Regions from separate parts of the Mus musculus genome. Here region 2 is linked to region 1. The links are chromatin loops, found by intact Hi-C in ENCODE. Cell type or tissue: heart. All regions are shown on one strand. Links, peaks and the distances in the headings refer to the core of each region. The heading gives the core; the rest is flanking DNA.

What was found. Peaks named below come from ENCODE experiments on the same cell type or tissue, not always from the same donor. Only the 100,000 strongest peaks of a DNase experiment are listed, where the experiment ranks them.
Region 2: a loop joins it to region 1, with 2.0 times the contacts of the local background. A loop is called at or near these places in 2 of 42 quality-filtered maps.

The regions. Positions count from the first base shown.
Region 1 is chr8:125,360,755-125,371,254 of GRCm38, reverse strand. No RefSeq gene overlaps it. Among named protein-coding and RNA genes, the nearest start is that of Gm30713, 20 kb to the left of the region's middle. In heart, for the core only: a CTCF peak has its summit at 5,395; no DNase peak of the experiment used is centred there; H3K27ac peaks cover 1,382 bases.
Region 2 is chr8:125,288,079-125,298,578 of GRCm38, reverse strand. No RefSeq gene overlaps it. Among named protein-coding and RNA genes, the nearest start is that of Gm30713, 93 kb to the left of the region's middle. In heart, for the core only: a CTCF peak has its summit at 6,027 (motif pointing right); DNase peaks (open chromatin) are centred at 5,448, 6,458 and 6,878; H3K27ac peaks cover 2,500 bases.

The sequences.
Region 1 (10,500 bases), core at 4,213-6,712:
TAAGAAAATGCCCTACAGCTGGATCTGATGGAGACATTTCTTAACTGAGGTTCCCTTCTAGAGGATGGCTCCAGCTTGGGTCAAGTTGACATAGAGCTATCCAGCACAGTGACCATTGGGTAAATCTTTTGGAATGTACAGACCTCTAGCTCTGCCAACCCCAAAGCTAGGAATGTTGTCCGATAGCATCTGCGACCTATATATAGAAAAGCTTTCCCCATAGTGCCGTAACCAGCTCTGATGTTTCTATCAACCAATGTATTTGGATGTACGACTTTATTCAGTTACCATAAAAACTTTATGCGGGCTGGAGAGATGGCTCAGAGGTTAAGAGCACTGACTGCTCTTCCAGAGGTCCTGAGTTCAAGTCCCAGCAACCACATGGTGGCTCACAACCATCCATAATGAGATCTGATGCCCTCTTCTGGTGTGTCTGAAGACAGCTACAGTGTACTTACATAAAATAAATAAATAAATCTTAAAAAAAAAAAAAACAACTTTATGCAGTGGTTATCGTGTCGGAACATAGAATTTGGGTGACCTGTATTGCCTGGATTCATCCCCAACACTTCCAAAAAGAAAAAAAAAAAAGTCAACAGAAGAAAAGCTCTGTCTCAAATCAGGCCACGGAGATTATTTGTAAATGTGCAGCCGGGCCTTGGGGGACTTGGAACGCTACAGTGGCAAGCAGCTAGTGTTTGTTTTTAATCGTTCCTTCTCCGGCTCACTTTCTCTTAGCCAGACAAAGTTTATAAACTTGGGGCAGCTCTGCATTTCCCCCCAAGACATTTTCAGGCTGTAGTTCTGGGACTCTAGCTGATGAGGAACATTCCAGAACTACCATCCTCCTGCCATCAAGGGCCGTGAGGGTGACTGAAAGAAAATTGGTTGGCTTGTCTCCCTGGCTCTACCTTGAGGACATGCTTGCTTCTACTTCCCATTCCATTTATTATTGATAGGCTGTTTATTTTCCTCACTTCCATGAGACTTACAATCCGAATGAATCGCTCTGGCTCTTGGCTGGGGGAGGGGAAGCGCTTTCTGCTGTAACTCACTGATCCCTGCATAGGGCACTAAAGGGGATGGGGACTTGAGGGGTGGGAGGAGGTGCCGTCAAGCTGGGACAGGGGTAGGGGCATGCATAGGTTTAGGTCTTACAGTGACTCAGCTGAACACCCCAGGCAGCCAGCTCCAGAAGGCCCATAATTCTCAAGGTCACAGCCCTCCAGAGTTGGCTGGGGATTAAGTCAGTCTCCTGGGAGCCCTTCATGTGCAAGTTCCTTTGTTTAATAGAAGGAGAAAGGCCTGGCGGGTTGCCTTTCCTGCCAGCGGAGGGAGGGCTGGGAATAAGTTCTTTCTTAGTCCCAGTGGGTTAGGGACAACAGAGAAGTAAAGTGCCCTCTAAGGCACCGGAGACATGTCCGTCTGTCAGTCCATGTGTGCCTCTGGGTCTCAGTCTGCCCCCAACTCCACACCAACCCCTTCATAAGCACCCATGAGGAAGAACTGGCCCAGAAGTGCAACCTTGACCCTGGCCTTCTTGGTCCTCCATAGAGAGGCATGGAGTAAACATGGCTGTGCAGTGCTTTCCCACAGGCTATGACACTGTACGTCCTGGGGACTTCCCCATGCTCTGCGGAGATCCCAGGGACTTGGCTGGTTTTTGATGTCAACTTGAGACAGGTAAGACTCATCTGGGAAGAGGGACCCTTAAGTGAGAAAATGCCCTCCCCACCCCCACAACTCCCATTGGTCTGTGGAACCTTTTCTTTTCTTTTTTTTTTTTTTTTTTAAAGATTTATTTATTTATTACATGTAAGTACACTGTAGCTGTCTTCAGAAGAGGGTGTCAGATCTCGTTACAGATGGTTGTGAGCCACCATGTGGTTGCTGGGATTTGAACTCTGGACCTTCGGAAGAGCAGTCGGGTGCTCTTACCCACTGAGCCACCTTTTCTTGATTAATGGGTGATGTGCATAGGCCCATCCCGGGGGATCCTGGACGGTAGAAGAAAAGAAAGAAGGCAAAACGAACCACCAGGAACAAGACAATAGCAGTACTCCTCCGTGGCTTCTGTCTCAGTTTCTGCCTCCAAGTTCCTGCTTTACTCCTGCCTGACTCCATGCAGTGATGGATAGTTACCCGCAAGTATAAGCAGAATCAAACCCTTTCCTCTTCCAGTTTCCTTTGGTCAAGGTGTTTGATCACAGCACTAGAAACCCTAAGACGTTCCTGCTCACTGAGAGCCACAGCTGTGGCTCCTCTCAGTTCCTACTGCTTCTAGGGTCTTGGAGTCCTGAGCTGCTTCTACTCTGGGGCCTGGATGGCAGCAGTGGACCCTCCAGACTTTCTCACACATTACCTGGAGACTGACTTCCTCAAGTTGACGCCAAATGGCCTCTTGGACTGGCCTGGCTGCCAAGTGTGAGCAAGCACAGGGTGTGAGTTTTGCCCTTAGAGACCCAGGTCTGAACTGCACAGCCAGGAGTGGAGGAGGAGAAAGAAGGGCTCTCTCTCTCTCTCTCTCTCTCTCTCTCTCTCTCTCTCTCTCTCTCTTTCCCTCTCTCTCTCTGAAATGCAGTTCCCTGGAGGGAGGCCTCAAGGGTTCCCAGCCCAGCAGGAAGTGAACTGGTCTGGGTCCAGTCCTGAAAGGAGAGAAGGCAGCCCTGAAGGCTTATCAGACCTCAGCCAAGCTAAAGCTTGGCTCCCGGAGGACCTGAGGGAAGCCAGGTTTGGCTTGCCTCAGGCCAGCCCTACCCAAATCCCCGGAGGCAGCAAACCCCCAACACTATCAAAATACAGTCCATAAATAAAGCCTCCTTGGCAGCCAGCTCTGGGCTGGAAATAGAGTCCCCCTGGAGTGACCTTTCCAGACAAATGCTGGAACTGAAGGTCAAAAGAACCTTCTAAAGTGACAGAGGGGCGGCAGGTGCTTGCAGGACATGGAGATGTTTCCCACAAATTCATATGTTAGAACATTTGGACCCCAGCTGGTGGCCCTGTCTTGGGACTTTGTAGAGCCTTTAGGAGGGGCAGGGTGCATACCTGCTTCTCTCTTACTTCCCCATCTGCCATCTGTGAGAAGCTCGCTGTAAGGTCCCACTGCCATGGCTTCCCTGCCTTGAGACTGCGAGGAGACCATGCGCCAAAATAACCCTGTCTTCTTATAAGTCCACCCTCCGCTATTTCGTCATAGAAAAACCTGAGTCCTTAACAGACCCAGCCCTGCTGATGAGGGTTTCAATCAAAGTGTCCAGGCCTTACAGATTTGACCATCCCTGCCCGACACTGGAGACTTCCCTAAATACCTAGTAAAGCAGTGGGTCAGAAGTCAATGCCTCATCTGTCCCCAGCATGGGGACAGGGGGAGATCTGGCTCTGCCCTAAAGAAGCAGAGGCCAAAGGGAACCTGCTTCTGCTCTGTGAGTGTCACAGTCTGAGGAAGGCAGACACAGACTAGATGGATGAAGAGACCTGTAGAGACCAAGGGTGGGAGGCACAGCCTGGAGGAGGCTGTCTGAGGAGGGACCTTACACAAGCAGAGCAAGCACGGGTGGTGAAGGAGTCAAGCTGTGTCGATCTGAGTGAGAGGGCAACCTGGGAGAGGAAGGGCCAGGCTCACAGATGGGACTGGGTAGGGCACAGGGTTTAGGATACCACTGGAGTGCCACCTGTGAGCTGGCAGGCTGATGTGTTCCCCCACCCCTACCTGGCTGACTACTCACTGAATTTGAGATTTACACACCAGAGTAAACTACAGAGCTGCTGTTGGGAGAGGCTGCACTCCTCCTGCCTCATGACCTCACAGCCTCAGAGACTCATAGATAGATGTCTGTAGCTCCCGTACCTCGTGTCCTTATGAGTGTCCCTTGAGCTGTTTGTGAGTATGTGAGTGTGTGAAAGAGAGAGACAGAGGTAGAGACAGAGAAAGGGAGAGGGAGAGAGACAGACAGAGACAGAGAGAAAAGGAGGGAGAGAGGGGGAAGGAAGGCACATAAGTACATGCATGCACACAAACGTGTGCACACACACATGTACACATGTATGAGCACATGCAACAAACCCCAACATAGCCAGCTGAGTGGTCTCCACAACTGGGTGTCCTGACCTCCCAGCACTGTCCTTTTATGACCTGCTTGCTCTCCAGGAGAGATATGGCCTGGAACCTATGCCTCCCCTTGCATACTGTCTTCGGTCCTCTCTGAAGACAGAGCAGATGGCCAGACCTCCTTCTCAGTACTCCAGGTGAGGTTAGCTTGGCTCTAGAGGAACAATGCCATAGCTCTCTCTGGGGAACGTTACTGAGCATTGCGGCCCCTAGAACTGCAGCAGGGAGATGCAGATAGAACAGAATGGGAAAGCAGGTCTCCTCAGGAGGCTGTGGAGGCCTCTGCTTATCCTCCATGGCCTGCACCCTTGTTAGATCTTTATTCACCTACAGCATCAGCCTTGAAAGCCAATGACTTTCCAACAGCCAAGGATGCTTGCCAAGGTTTGCATTGGGCCTGGCCTTTGCAGATATCATTCACATCTTCTCACAGAAGTGGCATGTAGGCAGCGTCACAGACTCCTGCTCCACAGCTGGATAAACGGATGCTAGACAGATATACTACTTTCCCAGGGGTGCAGAATATGGCTGGAAGCTGTGTCCTGCTCTAGTCTACCGTCAGTTGGATACCTATACAAGGCCTGCACAAGATCAAGCCAGCTAAAATTCCATCATGGGCAGGAGAAGCACTCACCAAGTCCCACCCCCAGCTGAGGAACTTTTGACAGTGTCATCCCTAGGCAGGTGGGCCTGGGCAGGTTGTCTGAGAAAGCCAATGGCATAGGCCAGGAAGTGTGTCAGCAAACACCATTCATCTGTAGGTTCTGTGCCAAGCTCCTGCTTCAGTTCCGGCCCAACTTCCCTTAGGAATGAACTGTGACCTGGAAATGTGAGCTTCCAAATAAATCCTTCTCTCCCCTAAGTTGCTTTTGGTCCTGATAATTATCACAGGAGCAGAAGAGCAAACCAGAACACATGTATAAATGTTTCAAACAACAAATAAGGTACATATTAAAAAATTAAGCACACTTTAGCCATTTGTAGTCAAGTGAATGTCAGCCCTTTCTACACAAGAAACAGCTTTTGATGGACGGAAAGATCTCAGCCCTAGAAGCCCATGAACAAAGGGAAGGAGTCTGGAATGAAAGTGGACACTGCCATGTGCAGAGCTCCTCCCTGGGATCAGGGCTTCCTTGGTATTATTCCTTCCAGGATCCGCATTCTGAGAGACAAGGCAAGAAGGCTTCTATCGATGAAACAATCGTTACCGTTACCGTCAGGTTCCAGGATGCTGCAAGCTCCCAGCCACAAGACTGTTCCTGAAGGTCACTTCAGATGGCCGCGAGGGGGCCTGAGTTACATTTTCTCATTGCGAATCAATTGCAGAAGCCTACAGACCTGCTGATGAGGCATCTGCTTTAAAGTCACGTACGAGGAGAGATGGGCAGAAAAAGGCCAGAGCTGGGAGGAAAGGAGCCACAGTGGTGGCTTCGAGATAACCCTGCTGAGCCCTTCGCAGATTAGCATGAAGGCCAGCTGATGCAAGCTTGGTGGCGCTTGGCCTCTAACCCCAGCACTTGGGAAGCAAAAGGATGAGAAGTTGAAGATCATTTTAAATATCTTCAGCCAGGCCAAGGCCATCTCAAGATACAATGTGAGGCCGTGTCTCAAAAAATGAGAGAGAGAGAGAGAGAGAGAGAGAGTTAGTTTTGTGCATGTCTGATATAGGTGCTGGGAACTCTTACCCAGGGTCCTGATGGGACCTGCACACTGGAGTTCAAGCCCCATGTCTCTTTGAAGGCAAATACATCTTAATGCCCTATGAACTCTGTGTGGACATTTGGAATGGCTTGGGAACGTCTATTGTCACACGTCTACTCTCAGTCAAACTGAATAATGATAAGCTAACTTTTTTGTTCATCTGTGGCTTGGTCTTCTATCTGTTTTTCTTCTACCCTCCCCTGCCTCCCCCACACTCTCTTCCACATGTTAGCCCATCTGTTCTAGGTGGGGTGTTCCTGTTTATTTCAGCTCTCTGGCACAAATACTTGGAACTGTCACAGACTGTGGAAACAGTCAGGCCCAGAACCTGTATCAGGGAGTGGAGGTGACAAGATGTCCATAAAGCTCCCATTGTGTCTGACATTGCGCTTTTCGGAGCAGGCGTGGGCAGAAGGTAGGTTGAGGGTGTGGACATCAAGCCTATAGAACGCCCTTAGTCGGTGAAGACAGCAAGGCCTGGACTCCCATCCTCACTACTACAGGTGACCTGTGATTTAGCTACTTACTGTTCTTGGCTTTCTGCCCCTCTCCTTTTCTGCTCTGAGTGACAGAGCCAGGCTCCCCTTTGATCATGGAATCAAGGTGGTAGCCCCTGGCAAGTGCTATGCTCCATGGACCTTCCACACCCATATGTGCAACTGCGCTGGCAGAAATTCTCCTGCTCACTCTCCCTGAGGGAGAAAGCACAGGGCCCTGGCTCCATCCAGATCTTCAATGTTTTGCCACCAAAGCAGGGTGGCAGGATGGTTCTGAGCGTCTGTGGTACGTGTGTGGCATGCATACGTTTTGAAGGAGTTTTGCAGTGGTTCTCCAATCTTCCTGGAGCCTCTGTGGAGTAACATAATCGCAGGTGTGGTGGCTCCTTTGCTATGTGTGGTGTAAAGATGACAGGGTGCCAAGGTAGGGTGGTGGGGTAGCATGGTGATGCTTTGTCCCCGCTCTGCAACACAAACAGGACGGTGAGGCATTGCCAGGAATGATAAGGGAGAGGGGAAACCCCTCCCACAGAGGGGGTGTCACCATCCTCAAGTAGCCCAGATACAAAGTCTTCCCAGGAAGAAACAAAGTTATCAGCCAGCTAGAAAGAAAGAAACAAACTTACCTGCCAGCTAGAAAGAAACAATGTTACTCGCCAACCTTCTCTCTTGATGATGGATGCATTTATTCTTGCTGCCATTGCAATTCTTTGGCCTTCCAACTTGGACTAAAAACAATCATTGGCAGACCAGGACTGCTGAGGTCCTGTATAATAGTCTAGTCTCTTTTTCTCCCTCCCTCCCTCCCTCCCTCCCTCCCTCCCTCCCTCCCTCCCTCCCTCCCTCCCTCCCTCCCTCCCTCCCTCCCTCTCTCCCTCCCTCCCTCCTTCCCTCCCTCCCTCCCTCCCTTCCTCACCCCCCCCATGAGTATATAGGCCAGATTAGATGGGATTTAAAAAAAGTAGATAAAGGCAGGTCTATTAGGAGGCAGTTCTCTTGGGTGGGTTCACCCACCTCACAGGTGAAGTCACACATTTAGGCTTAAAGCAAGGGGGTTTATAGAGTTTTGGTGAGGAGATTGGCCTGGAGATTTCTCTGAGGAGTTTCTCTGAGGGTGTCTAAAGCAATCTCAGGTCTGGAGGTAGGTGGCTTATGGGATGAAGCTGGTCCAGCAACTGCACAGCTCCAAACGGGGGAGGGAGGGGGTCAGCTGAAAAGTTATCTCTCAAATCAAGACTTTTCTTTTATTAAAAACAGGTAGGTTCCTGTATCTCTCCCCCACCCCCACCTCCACCCCACCCCCAAATAATTCTGCCTTACATCCTAGATGTTCCCTGGCCATCTTTGCTTTGGAAGAGCAGAGCCAAAGCAGTGGATGTGGGCTGTGGGAAGAGCTGGCTGAGTTCTCAACACACTTGGCTCAACGTCTATCTTCATTTTGCTAATAAACACCATGTCCTTCATCAGGCTGTTCTTCAGGGAGCCACAGCCCACAGCTGGTGGCCTGACAGAGCCGGAGGCAGCTCCTGAACAGGCTTGCATGGCTTCCAGCAGGTCTCGAGGAAGAAGCTTTATCCTGGCAGCATCCTGAACTGGGGCCATCATTCTTTTCCTCTCCTCTCGGGAGACGGAAGCAGAGCTATGGGGAAGGGGAAGGAGAGATGGGTGTGAGTTGAACAGACCTTCAGCTTGTGTTTTGCTCTGTCTCTAGGGACTTCTCTGCAGCTCACGCTGAAGTCCACAGCACAGTTTTCACCCTCCAGGAACAAACACCAGGGCCAGGTTTCTGTAATGGTTTGGAAGATGCAGTCTCAAGTTTGCTAATAAAAGCGGAGCTCATGATAGACGGATTATGAAGCAGTACAGATGGAGAGGCATCAAGAAGGGCCTGTAAAAGAAACCAATGTGGGGGGGGGGGCATGGAAACCTCTAACCAGGATAAAAGTTAAGAAAATAGAAGGCGTGGCTATGTAAATGACCTATAAAAGGAGGACTCTTCTTGCCCCGGGCCAGGACTCTAGGATTTTCCCCAACTCTCCGGCCCACGTGCATTTTCAGGAACACCTTTCTCTTTCATAATAAACTATTTCTACTGCTCCCCATGCTTCCCTGGACCAAGTCTTTGTTCCCCAACAAGAACCTAGAAATTCTAATAGTTCTCAAGACTCTGATCCAGGCCTATGATGGTGACAGACTCTTGCAAGGTTTGTTAAGCATAGACAAGCTTAGTGGCGATGTGGGAAGCCGACTCAGCTCATTTCTGACCCGGGTGTTTGCCCAAGTCCACCCCAGTCTCTCCAGTCAGAGGAGATGACCCTGGTTTGTGCTCATAAGGGATGAGCCCTGCCTAGGCAGCCATGCTGTGGTGTCAGTGACTCTCTCCTCTGACTAGTGTCTGTACTTGTCACATGGGGAGGTTGCAAGTCTCCCAGGGGATCTCAGAGTGAGGATGTTCCTGAGGGTGGAAATCCTCAGGCACAAATGTGCTTAAGATCTTTGCAAGTAGTCCAGAGGGAGTGAGTTTTATATAAGGGGAAGGGAGGTGAGTAGGTGTTTGTATTTCAATTATCCATGCCTCCCTCTCTCTTTCTCTTTCTCTTTCTCTTTCTCTTTCTCTTTCTCTTTCTCTTTCTCTTTCTCTTTCTCTTTCTTTCTCTTTCTCTTCCTCTTCCTCTTCCTCTTCCTCTTCCTCTTCCTCTTCCTCTTCCTCTTTCTCTTTCTCTTTCTCTTTCTCTTTCTCTTTCTCTTTCTCTTTCTCTTTCTCTTTCTCTCCCCCCCCCTTTTTCCCTCCCTCCCTACTTTTCAAGTAAAAACATTTTGTTCCATTGAGGAATGGATGACCTATGACATGAGTTGAATGATGTACATTTGGACTGTGGTACTTGGGTCCATGGAATCTACTGCATCCCAGAGGTGACTGTGAACTGAGCTGTCAGGTTAACAATGATGTAAGGAACGTGGTAAAGATCTGATCCTATTTTCTACTCCCTCAGCTTCCCTCCAACAAAACCGAACCCAATTAGAAGGTCAATGCTGCAAGGCCAGGATGCACCCTGCTCAAGCACTAGAAGCCATGAACAGAACCAAGGCTTAGTTTAGTCCAAGAGCCCATCACTGGTCCATGTGGTTGCCTGGGTCAGTGTGAGATGTTCTTATACCCATCTTCCTGTATGTCTACCCGGTGAGCTTCAAACATAGAATAAAGAGGGGGCCCTGTGGCAAAGCTATTGCTTCTGAGTCTTACATGACCACCACCATCAGGAATGAATGGCTGATACAGAGCATTGTGCTCTCAGCAGTCAGAGCAAGGCAATCAATCAGTGAATTGCAGGTCTACAGCAGTGGTGATGAGGCCATTAGCATTGCTTCCTGGAACTATGTTGCTGGGAGACTCCCATCTGAGGGTCTAGCTCCCACTCTCTCTTCCTCCAGCTGCACGTGATTCTGAGGGAGATGCTAGAATATATCAGACATGGAAGACAGGCCAAAGGTGGGACTCCTTGGTGTGAAGCACTCATGTTGGGGTGGGACTTCTTAGTGGTGTGGATGCTTTTGAGCCAGAGATACTCCTGTGTGTAAACTCAGAGGTTCACCAAGCTGAGCTTGAATGGAGCCCTTTCTTCAGTCTGCCAATGACCTATCTGAAAGGATTAGACATTTTCTTTAAAATTCCCTAGAAGAAGTTGCTCAACAAGCTCGGTGTGCTAGGGTCCTGTATCCATATCTAGAGTCACCTGACAGTTGTCAGTGCTTAAATATGAGCTTCAGGGAGTATTACTCCTGCCCAAGTGCCCAGCTAGCACAGCCTCTTTGTTCAACTTCCTCTCAGCTCTGTGCAACCTCCAGCAAGCCCACAGTGGACATTGGCAATATAGGGACAATGATTGCTGTGGACAGCGACATCTTTGCTGCTGGTGTTCCCAGACTGGCTCTCTCTAGCTTGACATTGGCCATTGGTGTCCCATGTTGTAAGTGGCTACTGTATAACTACTGGAACATTCCAGAGAGAGAAATCGTAATGTAAAAGATTGTTTCTGTTTCTAAGTAAACAGAAACATAGGTGCTAAACCTGACAATACTTAAGAAAGGTCTAGAAGCATCCAGGTGCCTTCACTTTGTATAATTATTTTCCATTTAGTAGGTGGTAAGTGGGAAAGCTGGCCTTGATCCTTTATAGATGGATAAGTTCGTAAG
Region 2 (10,500 bases), core at 4,682-7,181, 73 kb after region 1:
TTGTTTCTATTTGGGGATGGGGCAGGTGAGAGGTTGTCACAGAAGCCTCTATGTCTTTCATTCTCAACTGTGAGTCTGCAGACATCGATAGCGCTGGCAAAGAAGCTTCCTTGCCCTTTACAGTCAGCGCAGCACGGAGCATGGACTGGCTTTTGGCAACAACAGAGATCACGAACTTCACCATGGTCTCCAGTGACAATACAGACCACAGACATGCACACAGCTCCCCACCACAGCATGTACCACTGACTCTATTACATCCCTCGAGAGCAACACAGGTCACAGATATCAAAATGGCCTCCGGTGGCAGCATAGACTACAGATATGCACAAGAACCTGGAGCATCCACAGGTCGGGATGCCGCATGGACCATGGACACCAGCATGTCCCCTGGGATACCACCATGACCTCTGTGGGGCATCACAAACTATGGAGGTCTTCCAAGGAGACCCATTCCAGAGAATGAGCCATTCTCGGACACTCTCTGTTGTGGTTCAGAGTCCAGGCAATCGTATGGCTGGGCCGTGTGTTCAGGGGCAGGGCTTGCACCAGCTTCAGGCTGCTGCACACGACCCTGGAAGCCCTACTTGGCACCCACAGCCGTCTACACCTGTCCCACACCAGTTCATGCTCTGTGGATAGAGAGGTAAAGCTGAAGATGATACAGCAGTGAGGTCAAGTAGATAATGAGGAGCCTGTACAACCACCTGGGCTATGGGAAGGTCTGGGCTGCTGCCAAGGGCCATGTCTGGGTCATGTGACTTACTACAATGCTTCTGGGGTGTGTGCTGATGTCTGTGCTCCATGTTGCCACTAAAGGCCATTTTGATGTCGGTGGTCTAGACTGCCACCTGAGACCATGGGGTTATCGAGGGTCATGCTGCTACCAGGGGACATACTGGTGTGAGTAGCCTGCACAGCCACCTGAGTCTGTGGTGACATCTGGGCCCATTTTGGCTATTGGGGGCCATGTCTGAGTCCATGGTCCTATCACAGATGTGGTCTATGTCCATGTCTGAGGGCTGTATTACCACCAAGTGCTGTACAGATGTCCCTGGTCTAGGCTGCCACTTAAGGTCATGTTGATGCTTAAGCACTGGGCTGACCTGCGCCTGCTCATCAGCAACCACATTCAGGATAGCTGGCCCAGCCTCTCACCTGAGCAGCATAGGAGAGCTCACAGGCTACAGTACTGGGAGAACACCGCCCCCCAGTACCCCTACACACACACCTCACCTAGGCAGCACAGTAATGCATACACAGGAGATTCAGGCCCTGGTGAGGCAAGCACAAGAGAGCCAGTGGGCTGACTAAATCAGCTTCCGCCCAGGCCCAAATCCAGGCCTTTGAGTTGGCCCACCCCATCATCTACCCCATCTATGATCTGCTGGAGTGTGTGAAGGAGCTAGTCCCACAGATCCAAAGATGCAGGATCTCCATGACAACAGGATGTCAGAGAGGAGTCCCAGTGAGGATCCAGGACTGATGGTGTGACAGAATCAGAGGCCTTGACCCAGACCAATGCCTCATTGCAAGGAACATTTGCAAGTAGAGCTATTTAGGTGGAAGTGTATATTGTGAGACACACCTTGACACACCGCAGCTTCTACAGTGAGATTTATTTGTTTGGTGTTTTGTTTGGTGTTTTGTTTGTTTGTTTGCTTGCTTGCTTCTATAGTTACTTTTGGGTAGTAGCAAGGGTGGAAGGCAGATATGAAGGGGCAGGGAGATGAGTGGGATTGGAGTGCATGATGGGAAATTCACAAAGAATCAATAAAAGGTCTAAAAACCATTCAACTTCTTATTTACCTACCTATCATCTATCACCTATTATTTATTCATCTATTTATCTATTTATCGATCTATCGATCTATCTATCTATCTATCTATCTATCTATCTATCTATCTGGCTCCCTACCACAGCCATGTGTCTGTATGTGAGTGCACGCACACAGAGGGGCCACCAAAGGGCACCAGGTGTCACCTCTATCACTCTCTGTACTGGCTGGTTGTGTGTGCCAACTTGACCCAAGTTGGAGTTATCACAGAGAAAGGAGCCTCCCTTGAGGAAATGCCTCCATGAGACCCAGCTGTAAGGCATTTTCTCAATTAGTCATTAATGGGGGAGGGCCCAGCCCATTGTGGGTAAGTCCACTCCTGGGATGGTGGTCTTGGGTTCTGTAAGAAATCAGGCTGAGCAAGCCATGGGAAGCAAGCCAGTAAGCAGCATCCCACTATGGCCTCTGCATCAGCTCCTGCCTCCAAGTTCCTACCTACCTTGTTTGAGTTCCAGTCCTGACTTCCTTTGGTGATGAACAGCAATGTGGAAGTGTAAGCTGAATAAACCCTTTCCTCCCCAGCTTGCTTCTTGGTCATGATGTTTTGTGCAGGAATAGAAACCCTGACTAAGATACTCTCCATCTGTCTCTTTGAGGCAGGGTCTTTCCCTCAACCCCATGGCCTATATTTCCTCAGTTGTGCTGAAAGCCGACATTCTCAAGAGGTCCTCTTGCCTCTGCCTGCTTTGGAGCCTTGGTTCCAGGTATACAGGAATTACTCAGCTTGTTATGTGGGTGCTAGGATCCAAATTCTGTTCTCACGGTTGCACAGCAAACTCTATTAGCTGCTCAGCCATCTCTCCAGTTCCCCAGCTTCCCCTCCCCCTTTTTTTAAACTCAAAAGATTCCAAAGATGATATGGAAGAGCTCCCACACAGGGGTCAAGCCTTGAGAGAAAGCAGTCTCAAGGGAATACTCATGAGAATGCAGCTTGGTCCAGCCTTGATTTCTTCTCTTTCCCCTTGTCACTTCATCACCAAAGCTCTTTTCTTCTACTTCTGGGGAGATTTACAAAGGAGGCGAGACATTTTAAAATCAAGGAAACCCCAAAGGAGACACATGTAGAACTGCGTGCTTTAAAGGTCAAGTGTACAGGACCCTGACCACCCAGGACTGAAGCTCAGGTGCTTTGATGGAAGCTGCCTCCTCTCACCGTGGGATCTCCCTTCTCTGGGCTTCTGTTCACTTAGCTAGAGAGCTGACAGGCTTAGGAAACATACCTCTGCCTCATGTGGCTGTCAGGGTGGCCTAGGCACAAAATAAGAGGGCATAGCCATCACCCTTGGAGGAGAATTGGGGCTCACCGTGTTGGTGAGGTAATCAAACTGGCAAAAAGCCATGCCTCCTGTCTAACCACAACACTGTCCCCGACACCCCATGCCAATATGAATGGACCCACTCTGAACTGTGAGCTGGATTCTGAATTCTGTGTATCTCCCTGGGGTATTCTCATGGGTACAGCATTTCTTTCTTCCCTCACATATGTCTGTGTACAATGAGTATGCCCAGTGCCTATGGAGGCCAGAAGAGGGTACTGGGTTTCCTGGTGGTTGTGAAACCACTGTGTGGATGATGGGAACTGAGCTCAGGTCTTCTGCAAGAACTCAGTAGTTAATACTGTGCCACCCCTCCAGCCCTGGGCATGACACTACTGTATCTTTTTTTTTGGGGGGGGGGGAACTTTTGTTTTTCTTTCTATACTGGAGTTCAAACCCAGTGCTTTGCGCATGCTAGGCAAGCCACCAGCTGAGCCACACCCTAGGTCATTGTGTCTCTCTTTCTGTATCCCAAATTGAAATGTGTTTTCTACCTAAGTTCACTCAATGAAAGAGCTCCCTCAGAGTACTTCCCCATGGAGAAGCATATTCTATTCACGTGGTCTGTGTCTTTGAGCGGCTGTGTTCGCAGACTGTCTGCTCATTAGGCTAGCAGATACATGTGTCTGTAACTCCTAACGCCTCATTCATTAATCTCGGATTCCAGCGTTCCAGGTTTAGTTTCAGTTATGTCTTAGCATGAAGGGAAAGAAGATACCAGCCACCAGTGTCTGTAAATGCAATGGGACAAGGAGCTTCAGCAACCAGGAAGGAGAGCAAGGCATTATCACTCCCAATGAAAGAAGAGGACCCCCAGCTGAACCTCACAGATTGTGACAATCACGGAGTCCTCAGTCCTTCCAACGTCCTGATGTCTTCACGGAGCCGTGAGTGAGTGAGTATCCAGGCCAAGTGACAGAGGGAAGCACACAGAAGTAAGGAAGATGTCACAGTTGTAGCAAGCCAAGCTTACCCTCGGAAGAAGCCAGAATTCAGGGTGCAGGTGTGTGTTTTTCACATAGGATATTAAAAAAAAAATCAAAGTCACACAGAATACTTTGCAACACAGTTTTCTACCTCATTTTCTCTGTGGAACCAGCAGATGTTACAGTGCTGGCCCCAGGCTGTGGGACCTTCCCTCGGGGCTCTCTTTGCTCTGTGCTCCTTCCCTTCTGAGGATTTCTCACATCATTGGGTGTGGATGTGGACTAGCTGGTACTGTGCAAGCTTTGCTTTGCTTTGAAACTATCATAACTTCCTTCTTTCCTCCTTCCTTCCTTCTCCCTTCCTTCCTTGCTTCCTTCCATCTCCCTTTCTTTCTTTCTTTCTTTCTTTCTCTCTCTCTCTTTCTTTCTTCCTTTCTTTCTACTCACATAGTACACAGCACAGCAGGATTGACATCAGTCCTTCATGCATCTTTGGCTACAGTGCCTCACAACACAAGGACAAATACAATGGGGGAGGGGGGAACTATCACCCTGACGCCAAGTGAAGTTTCTTCCCTGACAGCTTAAGCTAAGACACCATCACCCATTCATCTGCAGCAGGAGAGCTTAACTTCCCTTTGAAGGATGGAACAAAGCCCAGTGCCTTCCTCTTGTATGCGTCTAGCTACTGTGCCCACCCCACAAGTCTACGACAAGGACCAGTGGTCTGAAGTGTTTGAAAGTGAAATGTCCCCATGTGTTTGAACATTTGGTCTTCACCTGGCGGTGCTGTTTGAGGAACACTGTGGAACCTTCTAGACTTAAAGACTAGCTGGTAGGTATAAGAGCATGGGCATTTGGCTTCTGAGCAATAGCCTGCTCCCACTTCCTGCCTGAGTGCTCCCACTTCCTGCCTGATTAGCTCTTTGCTGCATCCTGACTGCCAGCTGCTCCTTGCTGAATTCTGTTGGATGTTTGGCCACAACCACAAGAAAGCAATGCATGTCAGGCCTACCAGGGAAGCAGAACTTCATACCTAACGGTCCAGGCCTCCTGGGATGCAGGTCTCAGGAGGACGGCTCATACCTCACCCCTTGGCCCTGGCCCAGAGATGGTAGCCCCATCGTGGGCACCACTATGTCACTGCAGGTGCCATTCCCTTTGACAGGCAAGCCTTTCTCGGATGCCCTGGCCCTGTGCCCAGGAGATAAAGATGCAAGCAGGACAGATTCAAGCCACCCTTTCTTCTTAAAATAAGCCATTCATTTTTCAGGGAGTGAGAGCTATTTTTGACTGCATTTGCTCCTTGGCAGCTGTTTCCAAAATGGCTTCGCTGGTCTAAGAATCCATGATTCATCCCTGGGCTGGGCGAGGGCTGGGGACATGGAAATTCCAGAGGGAGTTATAAATGTCACAGCACATGCTGGAGGCTCCCCAGCCCCTCTGGGAAGCCAGAAAAGAGTGTCTGCAAATTCCACAGCCGGTGGGAAACAAGAGCCAGCATTCAGCTGGCGTGGGTCAAGTGCTCTTGCCCTGTCCAGTGTGGGAATCAGACAGCAGCAACCAAAACCCCAGGGTCTTGGGATTGTCCCCAGTCTGCGGGCCACCAGGTCCCTGCAGTTGGTTTCTATCGTGTCCTTGTTTCCACATCTGATTTATTGCTTTCTTTTCTTTTTCTGAGGGAAATATTCTAGAAAACAGTAAAGTCATATTTGATATAAAATATTTCAGTCAGACTATAGAAGAGGAGAATGCAGGCCAGCTGTGTGGTCTTCATGCTCTGAGTCCACCATCAATATAATTTCCCTGACTCTTAGAGAGTCCTCCAGCCTTGGGCACGCTAGGTAATCGCTCCACCACCAACCGACATTCTGCCTCTACCTTCATCACTTTTATCTTTAATTCTGTTCACATGTGTGTGCACATGAGTGTAGTTGCCTATGGAGACCAGAAGAGGGTGTTGGGTTCCCTGGAGCTAGAACTACCGGTTACTGTCTGACCTTCAACACAATTTTCCAGATCCGGCTGTCTGATTCCCACGCTGGGCAAGGCCAGAGAACTTGATCCCTAACCAAAGTCAAGTCTCCTCCGCTATGAAGCTTTCAGACACTCACTTGGGACTTCTCAGAGCGCTTAGCGAGCCCCAAACACAAACTGTGTCCCTGGCAAGAGCCAGATACATGCGTTCTGGAAACGAGAATGAAATTCATAATAAGTCAGGCTCAACAACGAACTCCCTTCATCCTGCCTCTGTTTAGAAGATTTTTTCTCTGTGTGTGTTTTACACAAGCAGCCCCTGCAGGAGTCCGAGATTCCATTAAAGCCAGCGTGTAAAGACTGCTTCTAGGACAGCCTTCCCAGCGCCAGACACTGCGTACTGCGGGTTCCAGATGCTGGTCCCTTCTTAGAAAAGCCTCGTGTCAGAACCCTCAGGAGTGCGGAATTCCCAGCGGAGGAATTCCTGGCTTGTTTTGCTTTGTTTTCTAGTTACTGTTTTAATCCTTTATTATAAAGTTTCTTAGAAAGCGCCAGGGCCTTCCTTTCAGGGAAATGGACGGAGTATAATATCTTTTTAAGGGGAAATTAAGAACTTCCCGTCTAAAATTAGAAGTATTTATCTAGGCCCATGGGTGGGAAATAAATCAAGAAATTGTGAATCTGGTTTGAGGCCCACAGGGCTCTTGAGACATCAACTTGAGACTGGAAGAAAAGAGAGCTCCGGGAAATGAGGCTGTCAGATGCCAGGGATGAAGGGTCAGGTGATAATATAATGAACTCGCACACTGGTCACGAGCCTTCCAAATGAACAGAGCCCGGTGGAAAGTGGGCGGGGTACTGGAGCAGGGCGGGCGCAGGGAGGGACTTGGAGGCTTCAGTTATCCTGAGCAGAAAACAGATTGCTTAGGGGAAAAGAGTGGAGTAGCCTGTTCCCTTGGGTCATTCTGTGGCAATTTAGAGACGACCCCTCCTGCCTCTGTCTCCGGAGCAACTCCCAGTGTCCTGGGAAGTTAAACAGTTAAAAACAGTTATGCTGAGTGATTCACCAGCATGCAGATATGTGTACACGTGTGTACCTATACATCTCTATGCATACACCACAGACGGGGACACTGTGGAAAGTGACTAGAGAGATGATGTGACATGCCACATGCACAGGCTCCTTTATCTCACAGGGACAATCTCCAACTACTAGTGACAGTCTGCAAAGGAAATGGGTTCCAGGCCACAGCTAACGCTAACCTAGCGGGCCCGGAGATCTGAGGTCTGCAGAGGGCAGACTGTGCATGGAAAAGCATTCGTCCTAAATCTGATGCTTTACAATTGCTGTTTAAACTTTTAACAAGGAAGAGACTTACGTTGCATCCAGAGAGGAGAGCCCAGGGACCCTTCCCACCTCCACAGAGTTTGTACATGCTCCTGTGGAGGCTAGGCTGTGCTTTCTTTCCTGGCCTTGGCTCAGGATGCTGAGGAGGACAGAACCAGACAACAGGCCCCTTGTTCTAGGCTGGAGTGGGGAGCAGAAGTGTGGTGGTGTAGGGAGGAATGACCACATCCTAGTGGCCAAAGCAGGGACTGCCATCCCAGGCGAGGGCTAAAAACACTCCAGTGCAGCCATTAGAAGTACAGGCTCCTGAGAATTAGACTTATCACAATAAGAACTCAGTGCACAGGCAAAAATAAGCACAGCCTGTCAGGGCCCTAGCATTTATAGACCCTCGGAAAAGTTCCCAGAATTCCAAACACCACACAATGACAGAAACTATCTGCAGCTGGCAAAACCACAGCTCTGCTAGAGCATGAGGCAAATCATAGTCAGCTGCTGTGGACAGTCCAAAGCAGCCCCACATCCCACACCTGGGATTAAAATGAAAACGCATCCTTACAATATTTGCAATATTTCTGTGTTTTGAAAGAAACCAAAATTCCAGAGTTCTCACTACACTTTGAATGAGTTCTGTGGTCAGATGGCAACCCTATGTTTAGTTCTGTTGGGGAGGAGGTATGTAAGTGTACTGTATGTGCATGTGTGTGGGTGTGAGTGTGTATGTGGGAAGTGCATGTGTGGTACGTGTGTGTGTGGAAAGTGTGTTTGTGGTATATATGTGAGTGTGTATGTGGGAAGTGTATGTGTGGTGTGTGTGTGTGTGGTATATATGTGTGTATGTGTATGTGGGAAGTGTATGTGTGTGTGGCATGTGTGTGTGGTGTAGGTGTGAGTGTGTGAGGTATATGTGTGTGAGTGTGTATGTGAGAAGTGTGTGTATGTGGTATATGTGCATGTGTGTGGTATATGTGTATGTAGCATGTGTGTGTGTGGTATATGTGGTATATGTGATTTATTTTATATGGATTCTATCTTAAAAGATAATCTTCTGAAACAAAAATATAATTCTCAACAGCCCATTTTAAAATTAACCATACATTTGTGTATATACAACCAATAAGAAGAAATCAGCACTGTCACAGTTAGCTAGTGAATGTCAACGTTGTCTACCTAGTGAATGTGAATGTGTTTGGTTATGTTTGGGGAGTGTGATTTTCCTCCTGACACTGGAGATCCTAGTTAATAATTTGGATTTTGTGATAACTCTCACTGTAATTCAGTCTGACAGCAGACATCTCAGCATATAATCTCTGTGTTCTATAATCTGTATGTCTGAGTGAGCAACCCGTAAATACAAAAATAATTTCAAACAACTACCCAATCCAGGGAAATGCATCTGCCCCATGTCCTGCCATATCTGGTGTCTCTTGGGAGTTGTTAGTGTTTTCATATTCCTCTTTGTTCTCCCTCAACTTCATAGCATGAAAATATGTGCTTGCTACAAGCTAATTATCTATGGAGAAAGGCTTGCTGTCACCGGGTTATCAAGCAGCAGAGTAATGGGGCTAGAGAGGTAGCACAGCAGGTAAAATGTTTGTTGCATATAGTGGCTTGAATAGGAATGGTGCCATAGACTCAGGTGTTGAGTGCTTGGCCATAGGGAGTGGCACTATGAGGAGATGTGGCCTTATTGGAGATGTGTGGCCTTACTGGGGGAGGAGTGGCCTTATTGGAGGAGGTGTGGCCTTGTTAGAGAAAGCACATCACAGGAAAGTCAGAGCTTTGAGGTTACATATGCTCAAGCTAGGCCCAGTGTTGCATACGATCTCCTGCTGCTTTCAGATCAAGATGTAGAACTCTCAGCTCCTCCAGCACCATATCTGCCTGCACATTGCCATGCTTCCTACCATGATGATAATGGACTGAACCTCTGAACCCATGAGCCAACCCCAATTAAATGTTGTCCTTTATAAGAGTTGTCATAGTCATGGCCATTCACAGCAAAGAAACCCTAAGACACTACACAGGCAGGAGGAGCTGAGTTCTGATCTCTAGCTCCCAGAGAAAAGCTGAGGATATGTACCGCCCGCACTGGGAGGCAGAGACAGGAAAATGCCTGGAGCTTCCTGCCCAGCCCTCCAGGTGCACTGAGATACTGTGTTAAATAAGGTGGAAAGACTGTAGGAAATACCAGGAGGTGGGAGGGGGAGGAGGAAGAGGAAGAGGAAGAGAAGGAGGGGATGCGTTGGGAGGCAGGGGCACGCCATTGAGTACTTAAGGATTTGACACTGTCTTCATTGCCTTTTCTGTTGCTGTGGTAAAATATTATGATAAGGCAATTTAAAGAAGGAAAGGTTTCCTTCAGCTACAGTTTGAGGTTCCGTCCACTGTGTCAAGGAAGTCAAGACAGGAGGAGCTCTTAGCAGCTGGTCACATCACATGTACAGTTGGGGAGAAAAGATGACAGAGCTCAGCTGGCTTTCCCCTCTTTATGCAGCCGGGACCCAAGGTCAAGGAAAGAGGACATCTCCTGCTTTCAGTGTGGCTGCCCTACCTCGGTTAACCCAATGAACAGAATCCCTCACAGCCATAGCCAGCCAAGTCATGCCTCAGGAGTTATAGGTGTGTGTGTGAGACAGACAGACAGACAGACAAAAGGGCTATAGCTCTGGAAGATGAGCTATACACACAAAACAGAAGGTAGTCATTGACTCTACCAGGAAAAAGAGTGGTGTGCTGGAGAAGACCCCTTTTGAGCTGGGTTTGGGGGACATCTTATCATGGCTGGGGAGTGCACTGTCTGAGGGATTGCACTTGGAAAGGCATCGTAGGGACACACCCGAGCTGTTCCAGAAACAAGCTCTGAGAGGATTCCTCACACATGGTCCTGAAGCACCCTTGAGTCTGCGGTGTTGATCTCCCTCTCTGCTTCCATGTCTCCACCTTCCCACGGCTTCCCCTGAGCTTGCTTGACCCGTGGCTGCCCCTATCTGCTCATGGTTTACAGATGGACAATAAACCCTGCCACTCCCAGCATGCAACAGGAGAGATTGGCAGAAATGTTATTTTCTTTCTTTCTTTTTCTTTTTTTTTAT